Regions from separate parts of the Homo sapiens genome. Here region 1 is linked to region 2. A link is a loop called in an ENCODE intact Hi-C map of the cell type or tissue named here. Cell type or tissue: chondrocyte. All regions are shown on one strand. Each heading gives the region's core, and the rest is flanking DNA. Links, peaks and the distances in the headings are about the cores only. Region 1 overlaps DCLK1 (doublecortin like kinase 1). Region 2 overlaps CCDC169-SOHLH2 (CCDC169-SOHLH2 readthrough).

Region 1 (5,383 bases), core at 268-5,267, 150 kb before region 2:
CAAGACATCAGTCCCTCAGAGAAAGCATTATTTTGCAGTAAAAGACAAAGAAGATGGTGACAAGCATGCCATAATTTTGCTGGTCCCTAGATGTGAAGGGAGTACTGTCATCTACCACCTCCCAGACCCTCTCCTTGGTGGATGGGAGTCATTGGAGTATCTTCGGCCACTTCTAAGTAAAGATCATTTCTGGGTGGGAAACTGATTGAAGTACCCCAACCCCCATAGATGCTACACAAGTGACTCTGGAACAGAGTGAGGTGTCAACCCATGGCTGTCTTAGGATGTGCTTTGAGATCTTGCCATATTTTTCCCTACAGTACTACCGGCCCTCAGAGGGACGGCTTGTTGACTGGTCATGCACCTGACTTTGCGTATAACTTTTATCCAGATCCCCTAGACTATACCACCAAATGTTTCATTTAACCTTGGATTTCCAAAGGTCATGCAAAGGACAGGGCACAGAAATTAAAGCTGAAACAGTAAAATTTCATGTTAATTCTTCTCCTTTAATTTACTGGAAGTTCCACCCTCTGAATAGAAGGAAAAAGGCCAAGTCCACAGGCATGTTGGCAGCATGTCAAGTCACCGAAAAGGGATGTGAATTCCCACAAAATAAACACAGGCTCCTCTGCACGCTCTCAAGGCCAGTCACACTGTGATCAGGCTGGCATTTCTGCCAAGGGATGAAGGGAAGCAAAAAGGGAGAAGTCCCCAGCCTTGAATCACATACATACACTGGTTACAAAGCAGGACAAGAGGGCTCTGTCAGTGTGCGGTCAGGGGAGAGCAGCCCCCAACTCCAACGGGGCTGCAACGGGTGCTTCCTGCTACCTGCACAAGAGAGGGAGGGATTATATGGCATCCCTCCTGGACCCAGTTGAGTTACACGGCCTGAGCAAATAGTTCTGGAGTAAAAATGAACTCAAGGTGAAATCAAGCTCTTCCAACACTCCATCCAACCTCCCTTTCCCAGATTCTTTTGTGCCATCTACTTCTTCATCATCAGGGCCTTGAGATCTCAATTTCAGAAAAATCAACCCTCCAAAAAGGATCTGCTAGCTTTTTTTGCACCTTGGTATACATTTAATCCCAGTCTTTTTTCTCCAACTCATTTTAATTGGCGATGATTTCTAAGGCAATGACAGGCTTTATGCCCTGTTCAAACAGGGTCAGTCCTGAGGCAAGTGTAGCCCAGAGTCGGTGACCTTCTCTGCTTGCATAAGATACCAGGCTGCATCCGTGGACGCAAACAGTCCTATTTCCACATTAAATGTCTAAAACAGATAATGACTATTAACCTAAATTGGACTTAAAAAATTAAACTGAACAGATTAGTCCCTGCATATCCTCAAAAATCAGAGAAAGACAATAATCCTTTAAACTCAAAAGGAAGCATCGCAGTGGAACGAGCTGTCAGAAAACCTGTTTTGGTCCAGGGTCATCACTATCTTACCACGTAACCACCGACATGTCATTTGAATTTTCTGGTCCTTAGACTCCAAAGATAAAATTAATGGGTTTGATAGCTATCTAAGGTTCCTTTCAACTCTAAAATTTCATGATCCATTTGTCATTTTCAATTCAAGTACTTTCGGATATCGTGATAGCAAAAGTTTAATTTGCATTTAGAAACGAATATAAACTATGAGATTGAAGAGATAAAATGGACTTTTAAAATTAATGCAGCATGGGTATGAGAAAGAAAATAGAGAATGCTGTAGAATTAGGGACTTTTTCCCTTAGCACATTATTATAAGCTACCTGACAATACCATTAATTTTTTTTCCTTTTTACTCTACACAATAGCACATTCGTATGTCTGAAACTATAAGGATCACAGCCATAAGGCTGAATGTCAACTGTCAGAGGGCAAATGCGAATCGGCTACAACACTGGAAATCTGAGCCTGGAACCTGTAGGGTCACGTGGGGGTTATCTCACAGCGCTCACCTTCCACCAGTTGGTCCAGGCTGGAAATCTTCTTGAGCCCATCAATGGTGTAGATTGTTCTCACTCCCTGGGGCAAATTCACGTTATCCGACAGAGTTCGGGTCAAATCAGCCAGCAGGGCCTCAAAAGATCGGAACCGGTCTGGGGAGATGGCATACACAATCCCTTTGAAGTATCGATCTCCGTTTCGATAGAAACGAACTTTCTTGGCCTTCTTCTCGGAGCTGAGCGTCTGCAGCGTGCGGGTGCGGTAGAAGCTGCAGTGGGCGCTGTGCGTCGGGCTCGGCAGGCCGTTCACCCGCGACCCTCGGCTGTATCTCTGCGCCTTATCCCGCTCGTCGAAGTGCTCCAGCTCCATGTCTCTGCCGAAGGACATGATGGACTTCAAGTAGGACCTACGAGCCCCAGAAACAAAAGCAGACACACATATTGATGTAGGTTATATATATATATATATTTTTTTGTTTTTGTTTTTTTTATGTTAGGGACAGGGTCCTGCTCTGTCACCGGGCTGCAGTGAGATGGCACTCACTGAAGTACTCACTGAAGCCTCACACTCCTGGGCTCAAATGATCCTCCTGCATCAATCTCCCAGAGTATCCGGGACTACTACAGGTTACAGGTGCCTGCACCACGCCTGGTTAATTTCCTTCATTTTTTGTTCATTTGCTTGTTTTTAGTAGTAGTGATGAGGGTCTTGTTTTATTGTCCTGGCTGGTCTTGAATCCCTGGCCTCAAGTGATCCTCCCCCGCCCCCCAACCCCTTTGGCCTCCCAAAGTTTGGGGATGATGTTATTTTGAGATCATGATTTCAAAGGGTCTGCTTCAGAACAGCTGGGTGGAAATATTGCTTTAACTGATGACACATTTAATATGAGTTATCAAGTGGGACAGAAAGAGAAAGGGATGTGAATTCCCACAAAATAAACACAGGCTCCTCTGCACGCTGTCAGCAGAAGAGGCCGATCCCAGTGGAAACAGCTTATTAATCAGCCACAAATTTGTTAGAAGCAGCTCCTAGGTTGCCCATGGTTCATCAGGCTTCAAACAGATATTATTCCCAATAGACACAACAACTTTCCAAAGTATTGTCCTTCCTTACAAAAGAAGAAACTGAGGCACAGAAAAATTTCCCCTAAATTGCTCCAAGTAATACAGTTGAGAAATGCTTGTACCAGCAACTCTGTTCCAGGTTTCCCTGACTCCAAAGCCCACTGCTCCTTGCAGGGCAGAGGGCTAATCCTGGTAGCAGGAAGAAAATAAGCTCTCATATCATCATACAGTGAAAGAGAAGTAGCTATGGTGGGCTGGGACAGAAAGAGAGGGCAGGCAGCATAACAGTCAGATTGTAAAAGTTTTACATAATGTTTGTGTGCCCCATGGCCAGATGGAGAGCAAATTAAATCAATCTGTAGGTTGGACCAACTTAAAGAAGATTTTCCAACATATTCACACATTCAATATTTTTAAAAGCAAATTCACTATACTTCATTTACTTATATTTAGTACTTCAGAAAAGTTGAGTTTAAAAAAAGAAGAAAAAGGAAGAGAAGGAGGAGAAGGAAGAGGAACAACAAGAAAGGAAAAAATGTTTGGAAGTACATTTCTTGGTTCTTCCTTTCATTAAGACTATCTTTGTGATTGAAGAAATTGAGGCTTAAAGATGTCGATTTACACTTGACCCCATGCTAGCTGTGTAAGCTTGAAAAATCTACTTGCTCAGCATCTTTAAGCCTTGATTTCCTCAACCACAAAATGGGAATGAGAACAGTACCTACCTCACAGTCAGTATTAACTATTAAATAAATTCATGCACATGAAGTTCTTATCATAGTGTCTGACATGTGATAAGTACTAATTTTTTTATTAATAAAATCTGTTTTTGTGTTCCTGGCCCTGACACATAAAGAGCTAGCAGGAATAGAATCTTTCCTTTCTGGCAAGAGAGGCCCCTGCTTTCTTCCTGATCTCCATCTCATGACCTTTTGAAAGGTACATCTGTACCCCCTGGTCCCCACAGCAAGCTGACTGGAGGACCAGTTCATCCTTGCTGAGGGGTTGGTTGATAAAGGTTTGTGGAGCCTTGCAGGGGAATCTGTGGTTTAACAAGACAATCTAGAAAGTGGAAAGACCAAAGCATTCAAAGGAAAGACACTTTAATGACAAAATTTCAGGCATGTTGAAATAGAATATCAGGAAAATGGAAAATTTGGAGCAAGAACCTTACAAGCACTCCCCAAGTCCCACCATATTAGATGGACATCACCTTTCTGAAGGTCAGTGAACACTCACCAATGCACCACTGTCTCCCCAACCTTTCTTTGGCCCTCAGTAAACTGACCTCTGATCCATTCAGAGTGGCTAAAATTTCACACCTGAAAGCATGACTAGAGATTTGGTACTCCAGAAATGAAGTGAAAGAAAGCAATATTTACTGAAGGTCTAGGAGGTACCTGACACTATTACTCATCAACCAGTTGTATAATATGCTAAAAATTCTCTTCTAAACCTCATATTAATCCAACAAGGTAGGTAATATTATTAATATTCAGGTGAATATGGAATTTATCCAGGGTCCCAAAATTATAACTGAGGGGTTGAGATTTGAACCCAGATTTACTGTAACTCCAAAGCTGGTGTTTTCCATCCCTTGCTCCTTTGAAACTGGTTCCTCTTCAGCATGAGAAGCAGGATTTTGTAAGCCCTCACTCCTAACTAGCTCAGTGACCTTGGACAGGCCACATAACTGATCCAGACCTCGTCTGCACACAGAGGAAGCAGTGGTCAGCAGGCCTCTGATGTTGGTGATTCTATCTACCTGCTTATGGGTCTATTGCTGACCCCACTGAAGGTCTGGGGAGGGAGAAATGAAGTGTGATTTAAACCTGGAGTGTTAATGAGTTCAGTGTACTTTTTTCCCTCCAAATATGAAAACTATTTCTTGCCTCTTAATAACTCATAGTAGTCAGAATTTGCATTTTTCAAAAACAGTTATATATAGGCAGCTCTGAACTGGTTTCATTGATTTTGATGTTAGATAACTTTAAAACAATGATCCCTTGATATCCAGTCCTGTAGGCATTAGTTGTTAAACAGAACCAATTTTTGTCCAGGATATTGGTAACTGCTCTTACTTTTTAATTTATATGGTTTTAAAGTGAGCTCTCTTGTCTTCTAAAAGGGAGTGTGTCTTGGGGGTGGAGTGGAAGACACTCCCAGTACTCACACCAACTCACTAAGTTCTTCAACATTTTGTAAATTATAAAGGCCAAACTCACTTTTGAAGTTTGTGTTTTATTCTTAAAGGCAGTGATCATTCTCCCAACACTAGGAGTTTGGGGATTTCCTTCCAAATTGATATAAACTAAAAGAAAACAAGCAGGGCCATAGGGAAGGATGGCACAGTTCTGTTACCAGAAAGAGTGCACAT
Region 2 (5,383 bases), core at 240-5,239:
GCACTAAAATCTGAGAATTCACCACTGTATAATTCATCCATGTGACAAAAAAAAAAAACCATTTGTACCCCAAAATGTATTGAAATAAAAAATTTTTGAAAAAAGACATCAGGGAACTTTAAGTTGAAGTCAGCTAACAATGGAGTCCCATGTTTCGCAGTAATGGGTCTGCTTTAGTAGCTCCACTGCACTTAATCATAGGCAGAGAATAGCCCTTAGGAAGTATAAACCTGATACAAAAGTAGTAACACATGTAAAAATTTTTTGAAGCCCAGCACCTAGGGTCCTCAATTAACCTTCCTGTCCTGGGAAGTCTGTGAGGTTCATTGTTGGGTCACCACACTAACTTTTCTATTTTTTTAAATTATTTTTTCTCTCATTTTTTCTTCCTATTTCTTCCCAATCAACACACTAACTTTTCTAAAGGGCATTTCAGGTTTTTTGCTGAAGAATCCTCCAATCTCCTACCCCATAAGGTTTAATCCTAGCTGCTGGTTTATGGAGTAGGGCAGGAGAAGAGAGCTGAGAGTTCCATTATTCAAACGGCATATTTTCATTTGATCCCATCATTCTTAGACCTCTATCTCACTCACATGTCTCTGTGTCTGAAACTCCAAAGTACAAGAGCTATTGCAGTTTAATTTCTCCAGAAAATAGACTCCTAACTGAAGGAGAGTATCCCAGCTGCGTGGGATGGCAGAGGGGTCCCAGTGACCAACTGTTCCATGTGTTCATCTTCAACTGTCTCCCAGTTTTCAGCTCCTTTCTCACCCCCACCTTCTTCCATACCTGCCAAGTTCTAAAGCACTAAGCAGGTCAGAAGAGTGAATGCATTATTTTCACTGATATTCTTCTCTGCAGGCACTCTGTTGTTGTTTCCTCAACTTCTATCAAGTCAATTTGTATTCTTCCAGCTATGAGCCTTCCAAAATTTGTTTAAATCACTCACCTGCTGAGATTTCTTCTTATCCATTAATTTCAATGATCAGCTATCATGTCTTGTCTAATAAATATCATATCCAAATGTAAAAGTAGGCCCCTGGGTGCCTATTCTTAACATTTTCTTCACAATTCAAACTCAACTTCACCTATTTTGGTGATTTATGATAAAAAATTATGATTTTACTTACACCAATTATACCCACAGTTTTCCAATTTTACATTTGTTATTGGATTTTGTCAGGTGGGAGTACTTTAGGAGTTTTATACATGGGAAGAATATGGGTTTGTGAGATAGGAGCATGTAAGAGTGAACACACCAAATGATGTAATAGTTATAAAAAAAATATCCTGAGGCCCCACACACATACTGCCTTACTTACTAGCTTCACAAGCAAAAAATGTTTTGACTAAAATGGGGAACATTCTAATTATGCACATTTGCATTTTTTAAAGCACAATAATACTACGCTTCAATAATATTTCTACTATTCTACAAGATTTAAAAATAATAATTTTATACTCAAAAACTGTGAATTCTAAAATAGATCACATTTGAGATTGCTAACAACCCACCCTGGTATTTGAGTTAGAAATTCCATCAATGTTTTTATTTAAAATTTTTTTGTAATGTACTAATTTCTAAAGCTTTATAAGCACCATGTGGAAAATGTATTAAGAAGCAGCTTCATAGCAGTTGTGGTCTTCGTGCCTTGTCCTTCGTTCTTTCTTCACTATTATCTTTAAGCTTTAACACCTTGGTTTCTTCCTCCAGCCTCTAACACATGACTTTGTCTCCCAGCTCTGTGCGTGTTCATTCTCTCCAGGCTCAACAGAGAGACACAAAGTATTTTCTCTTCTGCAGTTAGCCTCAGCATTGCCCCCACACACAGTTACAGCTGGTGTGGCCCAGAATTCCCAGAATAACCCACTTCATTCTCCTTCTCTATACCTGCTTCCTATGAGTTGTGTTTTAGGCATACTATGCTTTGAAATTATACTATAACTCAGGAAGTTAGGATGTTTCATTGTGGCAATCTCATGGGAATAAGGCCAGCATAAAAATAAATTATCCTGGGGAGACGACAAAAACACATTATAGATTTTGCAAAAACGACAGCAATCATGAAGTAACCTGGACCATTAACAAGAAGATATTTGTAATTATCCACTTATAAATATACATACCAGAGATCCTTGAAAAGTATAAAATTGTACTACAATAACTTTAAGGTTCCCTCTTATTTTACTGACTCCAAAATGAACTAGATATCTTTAAAACAGAAGAACAGACTCTCTCATTCCATCACTTCCAATTCACTGGACTGTTCATAACTTAATGTTCTTGATCTTCCCAAGGAGCTGCTTTTATCTGATTATATAAATCAATGGTAATATACTAGAAAACTGCAGCCTGGAAAGACAAAGCAACGCCACAGTTAAACTGAAAATTCTACTAGATATTAACAACAACGAAAATCATATACATAAAGCTAATTCTATTATCATAAAAGAGCTGTTTTGTTTTGTTTCTGACACTAATAACTTCTTAGCATTCCAAGCAATAACATATTTCACCTACGATCTTGTTTTAATTTGCTTTTTAAAGGTCATTTTCCAAGAGTAGATTGAAACAACAGGGTAAGAATAAGAAATTTCAAGATACTGTTTACACACCTGAAATAAAGTATACTTAGGTTTTTAAAAAAGTCCCTCACCTCTATCCAAAGCAGAGAGAAAATTCCATTAGCTGCATTTTTTTTTTTTTTTTTTTTGAGACAAAGTCTCCCTGTCGCCCAGGCTGGAGTGCAGTGGCGCGATCTCTGCTCACTGCAGGCTCCGCCTGCCAGGTTCACACCATTCTCCTGCCTCAGCCTCCCGAGCAGCTGGGACTACAGGCGCCCACCATCACGCCCGGCTAATTTTTTGTATTTTTAGTAGAGACGGGGTTTCACCGTGTTAGCCAGGATGGTCTCGATCTATGACCTCGTGATCCGCCCGCCTCGGCCTCCCAAAGTGCTGGGATTACAGGCGTGAGCCACCGCGCTCGGCCTGCATATTATTTTTAAACCAATGATTGCTAACAAACACACAAAAAAAAAGTAAAAAAAAAATCACTCCACTGAACGCTTACAAAAGAAAAAACAGGAGAATACAATGTAGTTAAGCACAGCTCCTATATATATAGTACTTTTCAATATAGGCAACTGCAACAATGAAAGAACACAGCCTTCTACATTCTTAAATACCAAATGCCCCCTTGTGGACAGCACTGTTACTAGATTTGCATATAAAATCTGTTTAAACTAACTTTTCTGTCTGTGATTTGAAGCTATGTACCTATCAATTGACCATTCTGATCTTGGAGAGAACACAAACCCAGTGAGGGCTGTCCACAGAACACCTCAGGAGGCAGTCTCAGAGATTATAGCATTTTAATAACCTCAATACTTTAAAAATATATACTTACACGTGTCAATAGTGCTCTAGTGTCACTAATTTTAATGACTGGTTATCAGGCATTAAAAACAACATTTCTAAGAATTTTCAAAAGGCATAAACTACCACAGTGAGCCCAGTGGGAGCATGACTAATTGGGTGTACAGTGAGGTAATGGGTCCCAGGAAGACCCAAATAGGGCTGGATGTCCATCAGGCAGCACAGCTAAAAGAAGAATCTGAATCATGGTAAAGAAATTAGTATCACAGTCAGGAAAATGGTGTGGGGCAACAGGATGAAGAAAAGATAAGTAGGTCAATGAGTAATAAGACTGGAAGTCAGAGAGTGGGACATGACATGGACCACAACAGAGAATAATAGAGGGGAGAGTCTTGCTTCTCTGAAGAGCCAGGTGTGTGATAAAAACAATGGCCCGATGGTTTAAAAGAACTAAGACTTAAAACCATCTCTTTCTTCAGGCTTCTCTTGCTTTTGTAATATGTTCTTCTCCTGTTTGTCCTATGGCAAGCTGAAACATATGTCTGAAGGGAATATAGACAAACAGGCAAAGATTAATATTTCAAAAAGCCAATTCATCAAAGGATTAATTTGCAGGGAGACCAATCTACCTACGATTCCAAATTTACTAAAAATTCGCTTTAAGGAAAATCATTCATATATGTGAACTTATAACCTGAAATATACTCTTTTTCTAAGAATATTTTCAATAATAATACTAAATGCTAAATGATTTCCGTAAGTTTTGGGTTTTCAACAAACATTTATTAAAATGTTACTAAATAAAATTATATTCATTAGAACATATTCAAGGATTTGGATTTCGGCAAATTGGCTTCCTGTGAATTGGTTTTCTACAAATTGATCAAGAGTCTTCCAGAGAATGTTTGAGATGAGATTAAGTATTTTCCTAAATAATGTTTCTCTGTTTCTACACCTTCTCCCCCATTCTTTTCACCACCAGCTAGTCTTGTTAGCTTTAGGAACAGGATCCATCTGACTGACTAAGCATATGCACTGGTGAGAGATTTCCCTGAAGGATCCAAGCTGCCTGGGTGTAGTGGAGGACAAGGGGGAGGGTACTGATAGGAAAACTAGAGAAAGAGAAAAATAGGGGTCATCACTTTTATGACTCTGAATGAGTCAAGGAATAGGACTTCCACTTTGCAATACAATTGACTACAGGGATATGGTGGGGCTTGTTGATAAGAGCCATTACAGTAACTTATCACAAGCAAGGCTGTATTCCACATCTTTCTCTGAGGGATATACATCCCCTATATCTGTTGATCTTAAGTTGTGCTCTGTAATAGAGCCTATTGTGAGGTCTGCCAAAAAAATACAAATGTCCAGGCCTTACTCCAGACCTACCAAATTTCTGGGGAAATCCTCAGAACGTATACTTTTAATATACATTAGTATACATACATAATGTATATAAAAGTATACATTAAGCAGCACTATTCACAATAGCAAAGACATGGAATCAACCCAAATGCCCATCAATGATAGATTGGATAAAGGAAATGTGGTACATATACACCATGGAATAATATGCAGCCACAAAAAGGAAAGAGATCATATCCTTTGCAGGGATATGGATGGAGCTGAAAGCCATTTCCCTCAGTAAACTAATGCAGGAACAGAAAACCAAACACCCCATGTTCTCACTTATAAGTGGGGCCTGAACATTGAGAACACATGGACACAGAGAGGGGAACAACACACACTGGGGCCTGTCAGGGGGTAGGGTGGGGGAGTGGAGAGCATTAGGAAAAATAGCTAATGCATGCTGGACTTAATACCTAGGTGATGGGTTGATAGGTGCAGCAAACCACCATGGCACATGTTTACCTATGTAACAAACCTGCACATCCTGCACATGTACCCCAGAACTTAAACATTAAAATTAAAAAAGAATATACCTTTAATATATATTAATATGGCTACAGGTCTTTGCTGAACATACCTGGAAATTCTTGGAAGG

Evidence for each region. Peaks named below come from ENCODE experiments on the same cell type or tissue, not always from the same donor. Only the 100,000 strongest peaks of a DNase experiment are listed, where the experiment ranks them.
Region 1: a loop joins it to region 2, with 2.0 times the contacts of the local background. A loop is called at or near these places in 8 of 110 quality-filtered maps.

What each region holds. Positions count from the first base shown.
Region 1 is chr13:36,123,809-36,129,191 of GRCh38, forward strand. It overlaps DCLK1 (doublecortin like kinase 1), which reads right to left. Exons shown (of 17, transcript NM_001330071.2): 2 at 1,954-2,348. The coding sequence starts at 2,329. Among named protein-coding and RNA genes, the nearest start is that of DCLK1, 4.9 kb to the right of the region's middle. In chondrocyte, for the core only: no CTCF peak of the experiment used is centred there; a DNase peak (open chromatin) is centred at 2,228.
Region 2 is chr13:36,272,175-36,277,557 of GRCh38, forward strand. All of the region lies in intron 2 of CCDC169-SOHLH2 (CCDC169-SOHLH2 readthrough), which reads right to left. The region is part of intron 4 of CCDC169 (coiled-coil domain containing 169); the gene reads right to left. Among named protein-coding and RNA genes, the nearest start is that of CCDC169, 23 kb to the right of the region's middle. RefSeq lists a silencer at 4,318-4,612. In chondrocyte, for the core only: CTCF peaks have their summits at 3,216 (motif pointing left) and 3,416; no DNase peak of the experiment used is centred there.